Linked DNA regions of Mus musculus: region 2 is linked to region 1. A link is a contact called in ENCODE Hi-C or POLR2A ChIA-PET data. All regions are on one chromosome and are shown on one strand. The core of a region is the stretch at or near the end of the contact, and the rest is flanking DNA. Distances in the headings are between cores, read along the strand shown. Region 1 holds the start of Cebpg (CCAAT/enhancer binding protein (C/EBP), gamma). Region 2 holds the start of Rhpn2 (rhophilin, Rho GTPase binding protein 2).

The links. Hi-C counts contacts between places; a loop is a spot of excess contacts on that map. ChIA-PET counts read pairs that join two places held with the same protein, here RNA polymerase II (POLR2A).
Region 2: a map of T-helper 17 cell shows a loop between it and region 1 (3-fold over the local background). The contact joins the promoter of Rhpn2 here to the promoter of Cebpg in region 1. A Hi-C loop is called at or near these places in 1 of 37 maps with a recorded cell type or tissue (T-helper 17 cell). POLR2A ChIA-PET finds 5 or more read pairs at or near these places in 1 of 5 experiments (embryonic stem cell).

What each region holds. Positions count from the first base shown.
Region 1 is chr7:35,053,270-35,058,256 of GRCm38, forward strand. It overlaps Cebpg (CCAAT/enhancer binding protein (C/EBP), gamma), which reads right to left and starts at 3,297. Exons shown (of 2, transcript NM_009884.3): 1 at 3,107-3,297. It overlaps Gm45095, which reads left to right and starts at 2,214. Exons shown (of 2, transcript XM_030243153.1): 1 at 2,214-2,823; 2 at 2,923-4,376. The coding sequence starts at 2,738. The coding sequence ends at 3,490.
Region 2 is chr7:35,332,039-35,337,605 of GRCm38, forward strand. It overlaps Rhpn2 (rhophilin, Rho GTPase binding protein 2), which reads left to right and starts at 2,199. Exons shown (of 15, transcript NM_027897.4): 1 at 2,199-2,373. The coding sequence starts at 2,305.

The DNA of each region.
Region 1 (4,987 bases), core at 2,047-4,546:
TCTACAACAAAGCAATCTGACATTTAATAGCTGAATATTTAACTCTAAATCAAAGTCTGGTTCCTGGATGGACTAATCTACTCCAAAGTTCAGTCTACAGGAGCCAGGGTGGTGCCTCTTTCCGTCTGCTTGTCAAATACCCAAGAAGCAAGAGGGAAGCTGAGGGGCAGCGGTCCTCAAAGTGGTCCCTGGACCAACACCAGCAATTTTCTACAAGTCCCAACTCTCGGCTGCCAGTCTGGGGAACAAGTTTTGGAGGTGAGCTTTCAGTCTTGTTTTAGGGGAGTCCCCAAAATGATTTCGAGGACACAATGGAGAACCATGGCTGCATATAAACAATGGATTTTACTAATGTGAGAGTAAATGAAATGAGTGACAAGACTTTTTCAAATGCAAATTTCTTAACTAAAGTAATAATGTTCATTCAAAAGAATAAAACAATGAAACTCTGGAATATTAGAATAGTAAAATAAAATAGAATGTTTCTAAATGCTTGCTTAGAACAATAAACTGGTATAGAACTTCCCTAGCTTGTCGCTTTTTTCATAAAACTAGATAAAACCACGTATCTCTCCACTGGCTTCTCAAAATAAAATCTTCACTCAATTTCCTTAATGAAGGTTCAGTCTTCAGATTTATAAACAAAAATCTATAGTCCTTCCTAATGCCACAGAAATTACCTCAGGCTGACATCATCTCCCAGGGGCCCTAGTCTCAGGTGTAGCAGCCTGAGCTCCCTCCAACCACTCACTATCTAGACTATCTAGAACAATAGTTCTTAACCTTCTTGATGCTGCCACACTTTAACACAGGTTCCTCATGCTGTGGTGACCCCCAGCCAGTTATTTTCATTGCTACTTGAGACTTTTGCTATGGTTATGAACCATAATATAAATATCTGTGTTTTCAGATGTCCTTAGATGACCCCTGTAAAGGGTCAGTCATTAGACCGACACCCCCCCCCCCAAGAGGTTGCTACCTGCAGGTCGAGCAGTCTACCATTCAAACCTAACTATGTCACATCATCCTACTAAAACTAAATGTCTGTGACTCCAGACTACAGGATCAAACCCAAGGTCCTAACCCTCTCTACAAGTTCTGCTCCCTTATGCTCAACTCAAGGCCACTACTTAATACATTCTAAATGGTCTCTGTTTTCTCTTTTCTTTGTGCTTTTCTTATCCAATCTGCTCCCTGAGTTTCTTTGGCAACTCCAGATCCCTGGAGACTGTTGGAGGCAGAGTCCACAAGAGAGAGGCGACTCCTTCAAGGAGTTCAGTGTAAGTTGTCCACTGGAGTTGTGAAGAAAACATACACTTACTTGGATGTTATCTTTTAAATACTCATATGCTTGTTTGAATGTTATCCTTTAAACCTATTTATAGTACTAGTTAGCACATTCAAAACAAATTGTTTATAAATATATATTTATTAGGAGTTCCTGTTCAGGTTTTTTCCCCCTCTTTAATGGCAGGGCAGGGCAACGGAATAGGGAAAGGACCAACAAACTTGCTAGTGTAAGAACCTATGTACCCACCCCTCTGAGGAAAACCTAAAATCGCTCCAGGACTCATTACTGTGACTGAGGCAACTTTTGACCAGGTCCTGTGTCTCCCACGATCTCTAGAGGGACTGTTCCCAGGGACTTTCCCAGGGTGTATTTAATTCACTAGGGATGAAAGCACCTCTCCAAGATCACAGTGCTGGGACGACAATCATGACAGGTTGTGAGAATTTAAAGGATATTGGGGAGAGGGGAGGGAGGAGGTCTGTTCCCACCTATTTGTTTCTGATAGGTCATAAAAATAACTGAGTCAGTCAAGCATGTCCATCAGACTCAGGAAACAGGCTCAAGCTTTTTTTCAGCTCAGTAGCATCCTGTCATTATTTACAGTTTTTCAGGAACAGGGAAATGACCACAGGGATAGCTAGCTTATCATTACTACTACTCAAGTGGCCATAGATGAACAGACCTTAGAGCGCTTTGAAGGCTAGAAATGTGGCTCAGAGGTAGAGGGGCTTGCCTACCATACTCTGAATTCTTCTATGTACAATTTCTCAATAGAGAAAGACCTTATGGTGCTTTGTTTCAAATTCCCTCTGTGAGACAGGTCTGCACTCAATGATAATATATTCAAATAAGGATTCAAGTGGGTGGAAACTCAAGAGACACAACACCCAGCTGTTGTGCAACCCACAAAGGTTAAAACCTTTCTAAATTTGATACATCTTATGATGCAGTTTACAAAGAAACAAACAAAAAAGCAAGAAGGAGCAGAGCAAAACAAAGCATGCCAACCTTCTTAAGACCAGAAATACACAAGCCCACTTGGAAAGAGAAACAATTCTCACACCCGCATGCCCAACTTCCCCACCTGGATACCTCCGCTGGCTCTTTTCCCGAGCTCCCTCCAGGCGAGCTAAGGAAAGGCTTCATGGCTTGACCTTCTGCGTCTGGTGCGCGATCATCTAGGATGTCCTCCCCCTCCCAGTGAACTGCAGGACACACGACCGCGTCCAAAAAAACAAACGAAATCTCCCTCTTGCAACGTTACGTGTGTAAAAACTCGAGTGCCTTCCCTAGATGACCACTAGGTTATTAACTCCAAATAGGACCCGGGCCATCCCCCCCAGACCGAGCCGTTTGGGAAGCCGACAGGAAGAGAGTCCTAGGTGGCTCCAAAGTAAGATTCGGTCCACCTTCTATTCTAGGAACACCCTCCATCCCTAGGGGCCAATGCGCGCCAGGCTTGTCACGCTGCACGTCGCCGAGGGGCAGGTTCTGGAGGGACCACCTGGTACTCCATCCCTTCCCCGACTGTGGTGAGGGGGCGCCCGGGGGAGCGCGGGGGTCGGCGCCAAGCGCGGCGGCGCTGGGCCGTGGCCAGGGATGAGCTCAGCCCCGCCGGGTGTTGCCCGCAGGTTGCATCAGACGCCGCTCCGGGCCCCCGCCCGCGCCGCCAAGCCGCCAGGAGCCTTCCGGGCCAACCTGCCGAATCGGGCAGGGCCGGGTCTCCTCCGGCCGGGTCGGCGCCTACGCGAGCGGCGGGCTCGGCCGCGGCCTCCTCCCCCAACCCCTCCGAGCTACAACCCGCGGCCTCCTTACCTGCGCCTCCGGCCGGCCCGCCCGCCCCCAGACGGCCTCCACTCCGAGCGGCCCCGCGCGGCGCGGCCCGACCCGACCCGACCCAGGCCTCGCAGCCCGCGAGTCGGCGAGGAGGAGCGACGGTTACGAAACCGGCAACCTCCGCCCGTTCCGCCACCGCGGCCACCGGTTTTCCCCGCCTCTTCGGGTCCGCGCGCTGCCGCCGCCGCCGTGACCAATAGAAGCGCTGCTTGGAGAACGACGCGCTCGCCTCTAGAGATGGGCAGCTCCACCAGCCAATCACAGGCCGTGTGCCGGCGAGAGGCGGGCGCGCGGCGGAACGGGCGTGGTGGGCGTGGCAGCACCGGCGCTGGCTGGAGGCGCGCTCGGTGGTTTCCCCCTTAGGCTGTCGGTGGTGGCAGGCGGTGGCCCTGAGCCTTGGGAGTGACCCATGGCAAGCAAAGTTCTATCAGAGTTACGAGGGCCTCACCTGCCTTAGGGAAAAGACATTTCCTCAGGTGGATTTTTGAGTTAGGGTGGGTTTTTTGTTTGTTTAGGCCTCACGGCCCTGAGGCATCTGCACATTTATTTTGATAAAAGCACGTTAAGGAAAAACTGTCCAGTGCTAGGGTTAGCACTTGTCAGACGCTTGACAACAGCAGACTGTGGCTGCCGAACAAATCACGATTTCCAAAGTGTGCTCACCTCCGGAGAGCAGATGATGGATATGAGGTGCTCTCTTAAAAGTGACAAGTGGTCCAGCCTGGGTCTCCCGGGAACAGTTCACAAGAGAATCAAAAAGCGGGTTTTTTTGTTGTTTTGTTTTGTTTTGTGTTGCTTTTTGTTTTTGTGTTTTGAAAAACAGGAAGCAGCGCTGGGTGGAAGGCAGAGCCTGCCCGAAAGGTTTGATTGCTTCCTCTTTAGCAATGCTTATCATTCAAAACTCTCTGGCTTTCAGAAGGGAAATGTTTCTTCATCGCCAAGGCCAGGAGAGCAGCTCTCCACATAAGACTTCGAGGAATCCCTGAGAGATGAAAATACCTGAAAAAAAAAAAGTCAACCACAGAGAATGACCCCTGATAACCCCATGCACACTTGGGGAGCTAATGTCTCAAAACCAGTCAGTATGTTTCTTTAGGTTTGGATCGCTGTGTTAAGAGCCATTTTTTTCCCAAGACTTAGCACTATGAAAGGTGAACCGTGCTTTGTTTCTCACAAAGACCACGATTTTACCCCTAATGTTTTCTAGTCATATAAAAACTATCGAAAATAAAAACATCCTTGCATGTCATATGTATATTGAGTTAGCCTCTTTTTTGCCAGCCGCTCTGCCAGCTGCATTCTGTGTTGTGTCTAGGCAAGCCTTCCACAGCCAGCAGTCAATGCCCAGGAGTCTTGAGATTTCCTCTTTAGCTGATATCCTGTAATTCTTTTCCTGATTACAAGAACGGTATGTGCTAAAGTGTGGACTAAGAGTCAGCAATGGAAGAAGACAAACACACTGTCCCTGCCCACAGGGAGCTTACTCTGAGAACTACAGAGACATGATTCAAGCCCCATTTTCATAGACACTTAAGGAAAGAAGTCCAAGATGCTAGGAGATATTGTAAGAAGGGGACCAGACCTGATCTAATGTGTCAGAGAAGGCTTAAAAGATGAGGCGGGTTTGGCTTTGCTTAGAGGCCCTGTGATGGCCGGAACATAAGGCTGAGGCAAGGTAAAGTAGGGCTGACCAAGAGAGACCAACAGTGATTTTGATGGAGGGTAGGGCATTGAACCCAGGGTGTGCACACATACAGGGTAACACTCCTCTACCACTAAGCCAAAACTCAGCCCAGGAGAACCTTTTCTCACTGTCAGCAATAGGAAACACTCAACATAAGGACATAAGAACCCTGGGAA
Region 2 (5,567 bases), core at 949-3,448, 280 kb after region 1:
AATCAGGCTGTGCAAGCCATGGGGAGGGAGCAAGAGAGTAAGCAGTGTTCTTCAAGGTCTTTGCTTCATTTCCTGACTCTGGATTCCTGCCGTGAGTTCCTGAACTGGTTTCCCTCAGTGATGTAAGGTATATGGAAGTAAGGTAGAAACCAAATAAAGGCCAGGTGTGGTGGTGTACCCTTTTAATCCCAGCACTTGGGAGGCAGAGGCAGGCAGATTTCTGAGTTCGAGGCCAGCCTGGTCTACAAAGTGAGTTCCAGGACAGCCAGGACTACACAGAGAAACCCTGTCTTGAAAACACACACACACATACCACACCCACACACACACACACACACACACACACACACACACACACACACAAAACCCGTTCTTTCTCCAAGTTCCTTTTGGTCAGGATCTTTATCAGAGCAGTGTAAAGCAAACTAAGACACCAGGCTAGCCTCAAACTCAACAGTAGTGCTCTTTCAGCCTCTGGAAAGGCATGGAGATCACAGTGTGTGAACCATCACGTCCCGTCCGTTGGCAGGACCTTTCTTAGACTGAAGTAGCCCTTTTCTCATGACCTGGTGAATTTATTTATATATTTATTTATTTTTTAACTTTTTAACGTATGTTAAGCTGTTGCTTTTGTTTATTTTCAAGAACTTATTTTAAACCTCTCGAACCGTCTAAATATATATTTATTTACTTTCGATGTTTTTACATTTATTTATTTTGTGTGTTTGCTGGGGGGTTGGAGGGGGAATGCATGTGCCATGGCGCACGTGTGAGGTCAGAGAACCTGTGGAAGTTCTTTTTTGCACCTTCTACCCTATGGGTTCCAGGGAATGGAACTCAGGTTGTCAGGCTGAGCGGCAAGCACTTTTATCCTCTGAGCCACCTCTGCAGCCATACTAACACCATTTTTGTTGTTTGTTTTTGTTTTTCGAGACAAGGATTCTCTGTGTAGCCTTGGCTCTGAGACCCGCTTGTCTCTGCCTCCTGAGTCCTGAAATTAAACGCCCCTGGCCCCTAAAACACTTCTTAAAGAGCATGAAAACGGTTGGTTAGTTTTGAAAGCCGAATCTGAGGTTTACACTGCGACCCACAGACCTCCAAAGGCAGAAGACAAAGGTGTTTTTTGGTGGTGGTGGCGGCGGTGAGGAAGGAGTCTACAGGCTGGGGGCTCTAGGCTCCTGCAGATGTAGCCCGATGTGCTACCAATATCCGACGCCAGTTTACCTACTCTCCAGTAGGAGGTTCCGCGAACCCCGAGCCTAAGGAACCCCCTGCTACTCCTGTACTAACCACATCGATACCTATAACACGAGACCAGCCAGAGAAAAAATCACTTGGGCTTGAGAACTGAGAAAACCGAGTTTGGGAACTCTGGCATCCTTAAAGACACCTGCAGAATTCCTGTGCACAAAGCCTGCTCAGTAGGTGGCCCCCTCTCCCGACGACTTCTGCTACCCAAGCGCTCGGAGGCCTCCTCTCCTGCAAACAGCTTTCCGTCCTTCCTGGCCAGAGCCTTTAAAAGCTTCCGAGCAGCGAATGAACTGGTCATGAATGTCCGCGTCCCTGAGTGGGAAAGCAAACGTATTTAGTTCTCTGCATTTACTATTCCTAGGGCTCCAGAGAAAGGGCGAATTTGGGTTTCGCTACGTTTGCTGAAACCCCGATCCCGCTGGCTGCGCCACCTTAACGCTCACAAGGTAGTGAGCTGTGAACAACACTCAGATTAAGATCGAAGGCTCAGCAAGAGCTCCATTCTAGACTCGCGGCAGACAGCACTTAACACTTGCATGGGGCAGGGGCGCGGTCTATACAATCAAGGGCAGGGCTTCAGGGCTCTGGCTTCAGCCTCGGGCGGGGCTGGAGGAGGACCGTGCGTGTTGTGGGCGGGGCCTTAGTTGAGCGGGGCGAGGCTACAGAGTTAGGTATCCGCCTCCGGTAGGACTGGATGGTGGAGGGGCGGGGCCTAGGCGAGATGGGGCGTGGCTCCAGAGATCAGGGGTGGGGCTCACTCTGGGATGCAGGAGGACTGCAAATGCGGGGGGCGGAACTGTAGGGCTTGGGATTCGCCTCTTGGGAGGCTGAAGGCGGGGCCTAGGTGGCAGAACTGAGTTCCAGGCTCGGGATCTGCCTAGGTCCAGGTCTTGCTAAGAGGGGCGGAGCTCCAGATATCTGGCGCTCTAGGGCTCGGGCGGGGCGGCAGGGCGGCTGGCTGGTCGGGGCGGGAGCGGGGGCGGGTCCCGGCGCCTCCTGGGGCCCTTAGTAGCCACTGCACCTCAGTTCACCCTGGACTCCCGCGCTGCCAGCATGACCGATACGCTGCTACCCGCGGCTCCCCAGCCGCTGGAGAAAGAGGGTGACGACTACTTTCGAAAGGTGAGTGGCGAGTCAACAGACCCTCTCTCTCTGTCCTGGCAAACTGCGGAGCGTGCTGAAGGGGCTTGAGGCGGGGGTCGGCTTGGACTGGAGGGGGAGGGGAAGGAGAAGGGAGAGACCCGCAGAGTTGGTGCGGGCCGAAGGGCGGAGAAGGGGGGTCGAAAGGGGATTGATTGCGCGGGGCTTGGAGCCCCGAGCAGATGGCAGCCGGGCTGGGGCGTGCAGGTGCACAGGCAAGCCACACGCAGGTGGGAACCTGGGGAGGTGATCCGGATGGCCCTGCCAGGCTTCTCGCGCTGGTGGGGAAAGGACCAGCTCCTGGCCACGCTGGCGAGCTCGGTCGGTCCCTCTGCACTTATACCGCAGCTCAGTTTCCACCCGAGCGCTTAGCCATGGTGCATCTGGAGGGCGAGTTTTGCTCTTTTGCCTCCCAAGTGCTTTCAGCGTTGGCCCCCTTCGACTTCTTGGTAAGGGAGAGTGGATGCTGCAAGGGGACCTCGGGCGTGCCCCTTCGTTTGTCCTCGCCCAAGAGAGCCAGAGAACCGGAGTCTCACTCTTCCAAAGTGGATTTATCTGTATTTGGTTGTCCGAGAGACCGAGAGGGCGAGACTGGACTCTGCGCGCTTGGCACGTCTTGGCGCTCCTGGGCAATTAATGCGACTGCCTTTCGCCCTGGAACTCAGTTCCTCAAAAGCGACCCCATTAGGCGCCCACAGCGGTGCTGGGATTGCCCAACAGCTGCTGGCTTTCAAAGGCACTTTAGAGGTGCGAATCACTGTGACAGACTCCTCACCTTCCTCTTGGGTCCCTAGAGAGTCTAAAAATAGCTTTTGGACTTTGGCCAAGGATCACCTGGTGGGTTGAGAGATTGTCGTGGATATTTTTCTAACTGATACGATCGAAGGCGCAGCGAGCAGTCATGAATAGGGAAGTGAAACTGCTTCCCACAGAGCAATCAATTCTTAATTGTTCGTAAATGGGCTTGGCAGCTTCCTTCTCCCGCGGGACTCTGGCATCTTAAAGAACTTTTGCTCACACGTGAAGTAGTAATAGAAAAGAGGGAAATCTGGAGACAGGTGGGGACAGTGGGCAATTTTTAAAGTTCCTTTTGGCATTTAAAAAAGTTTTAAAGTATATTTAAGTTGAAAGATGTCATCATGGAATTACAGGATTATAACTTCTAATTATGTGTGGCATTTGGGCCAGAGGATCACAGGCCAGAATTGCAGGAGGTTGCTTGGCCTGGGAATCTCAAGATGTCCAACCTAAGGCCCTAGGGCCTGGCTGCCACCCCCACAAAATTGCTTTACAGCCTCCAGCAAGTTGCTGTCTCTTTGTGGGATATCAGTTCTTGCTAGATTGTTTGTCTTCTGAACAGATGGCTTGGTGGACCTGTGGCAGCTTCTTGGTGGGGAGAAGGCAGGAAGTCAGAGAGGATGAAATATACTCTGGAGGGCGTCAAGCTTTTCAGAACAAGTTCTCCTGTGGCACCCATTCAGAGCAGTGAATCTCAGGAGAGGATGTGGGTGGGGAAGGGAAAAGATTGGAGCCTGAATGTTTTTTAAAGATTTAAGTGTATGTGTATGTGCATGCACGCTCACACGCCTTGGAGGCCAGAAGAGAAGACCAAATGTCCTAGAACTGGAATTACAAGTAGTTGCGAACTTCCACTTAATATGAGTGCTAGGAACCAAACTAGGGTCCTCTGCAGGAACAGTAAGCAAGCCTAACTGACCACTGAGCCGTTTCTCCAGTTCTTTGGGTATTTCTCAGGTGCAGTTTCTCTGATGCTGGCTGATGAATTTTACAACTAACATCTGTGCAGAATTGAAACCCTTGTCACTGCAATTGTGTTGTGTCTGAGTTAAATCATGCCAGTCTGCAGAGTGCTGCCTTTTGTATCAGGAAAATAAAAGGGTTGGGGTACGTTTTTCTAATCTGTGCCCTGAGCCAGTTTGATGTAAGTCATATGACAGATGAATGAACTGTGGAGGTTAGACAGGTGAAGGAGATGGAGAAGGGGCCCTGCAGGCAGAGGGAACAGCCTGGGCAAAGGTATAGAGGTACAGGTGCTTGGAACCTTCTGAGAGTAGAGGGATGTTTGGAAACTCAGCAGTTTCCGATTAGATTGCATATCCTAAGGAACTAGGGGATGCTGGAGATTCATGGAAACATTTAAAGCAGATTCAGCCATGTGGGATTAATACCAGAAAAATCATTTTGACTGCAGTGGTGGAGAAAGAGTGAAACTGGGCAGGAAGTTGTATTGCTTTAGACCAGTGCTTCTCAGACTTCTTAATGCTGTGACCCTTTAGTACAGCTCCTCATGTTGTGGTGACCCCCTCCCCACCATAAAAATCATTTTCTATGCTACTTCACAATTTTGCTGCTGTTAGGAATCCGAATCATAATGTAAGCTTCTGATATGTAGGATATCTGACATGTGATGCCAAAGGTGTCTTGACCCATCTGTGGAGAATCACTGCTTTAGACCCTGTGATCCCATTGTCTTTATCTTCCCTACCCTGATACAGACTGCCAATGGCGTTAGCCAGCATGAAATCCTATGTCCAGGTGGGGACCGCAGCTCAGTGGTAGGGCACTTGTCTAACATGCACATGATCCTGGGTTCCCTTCCCAGCCCTGTGAATTAAAATTGGATAGCAGGGATGCCAGTAGGGAGGCTCCGATGGTGAGTGGGACCAGCAGTTTGCCAGCTGTGAACGGGAGATGTCACTTTGGGAGTCATCCAAGTGATTGGCATTTTCAATAGTGAGTAAAGAAGCCGGGGCAGAAATATCTGGATTAAGGGAAGGAATGAGCAGAAGGAGGAAGACAAGCTGGAAGGGTGGCAGTGCAGAGGAAGCTGAGAGACGTTGACAACCCTAAAGAGTGCTGGAGGGGTTCAGGTTATCCCTTCAAGGGAAGAGCAGAAAGTGAGTGAGTGGAGGGTAGGAACAAAAGCCAGTGTGGCAGGGATGCTGGAGGAGGGAGATGTAGGAAGGGAGATGAAGGGAGATGGAAGGTGTGTGTGTGTGTGTGTGTGTGTGTGTGTGTGTGTGTGTGTGTATGTATAGACAAGGTCTCTTTGTACAGTCCAGGTTAACCTCATCCATGCAGAATCCCCCTTTGTCAACAGAGAGAGAGGACTGGGCATAGAACCTACAGTTTTCTACATGCTAGGGTCTCTGTCA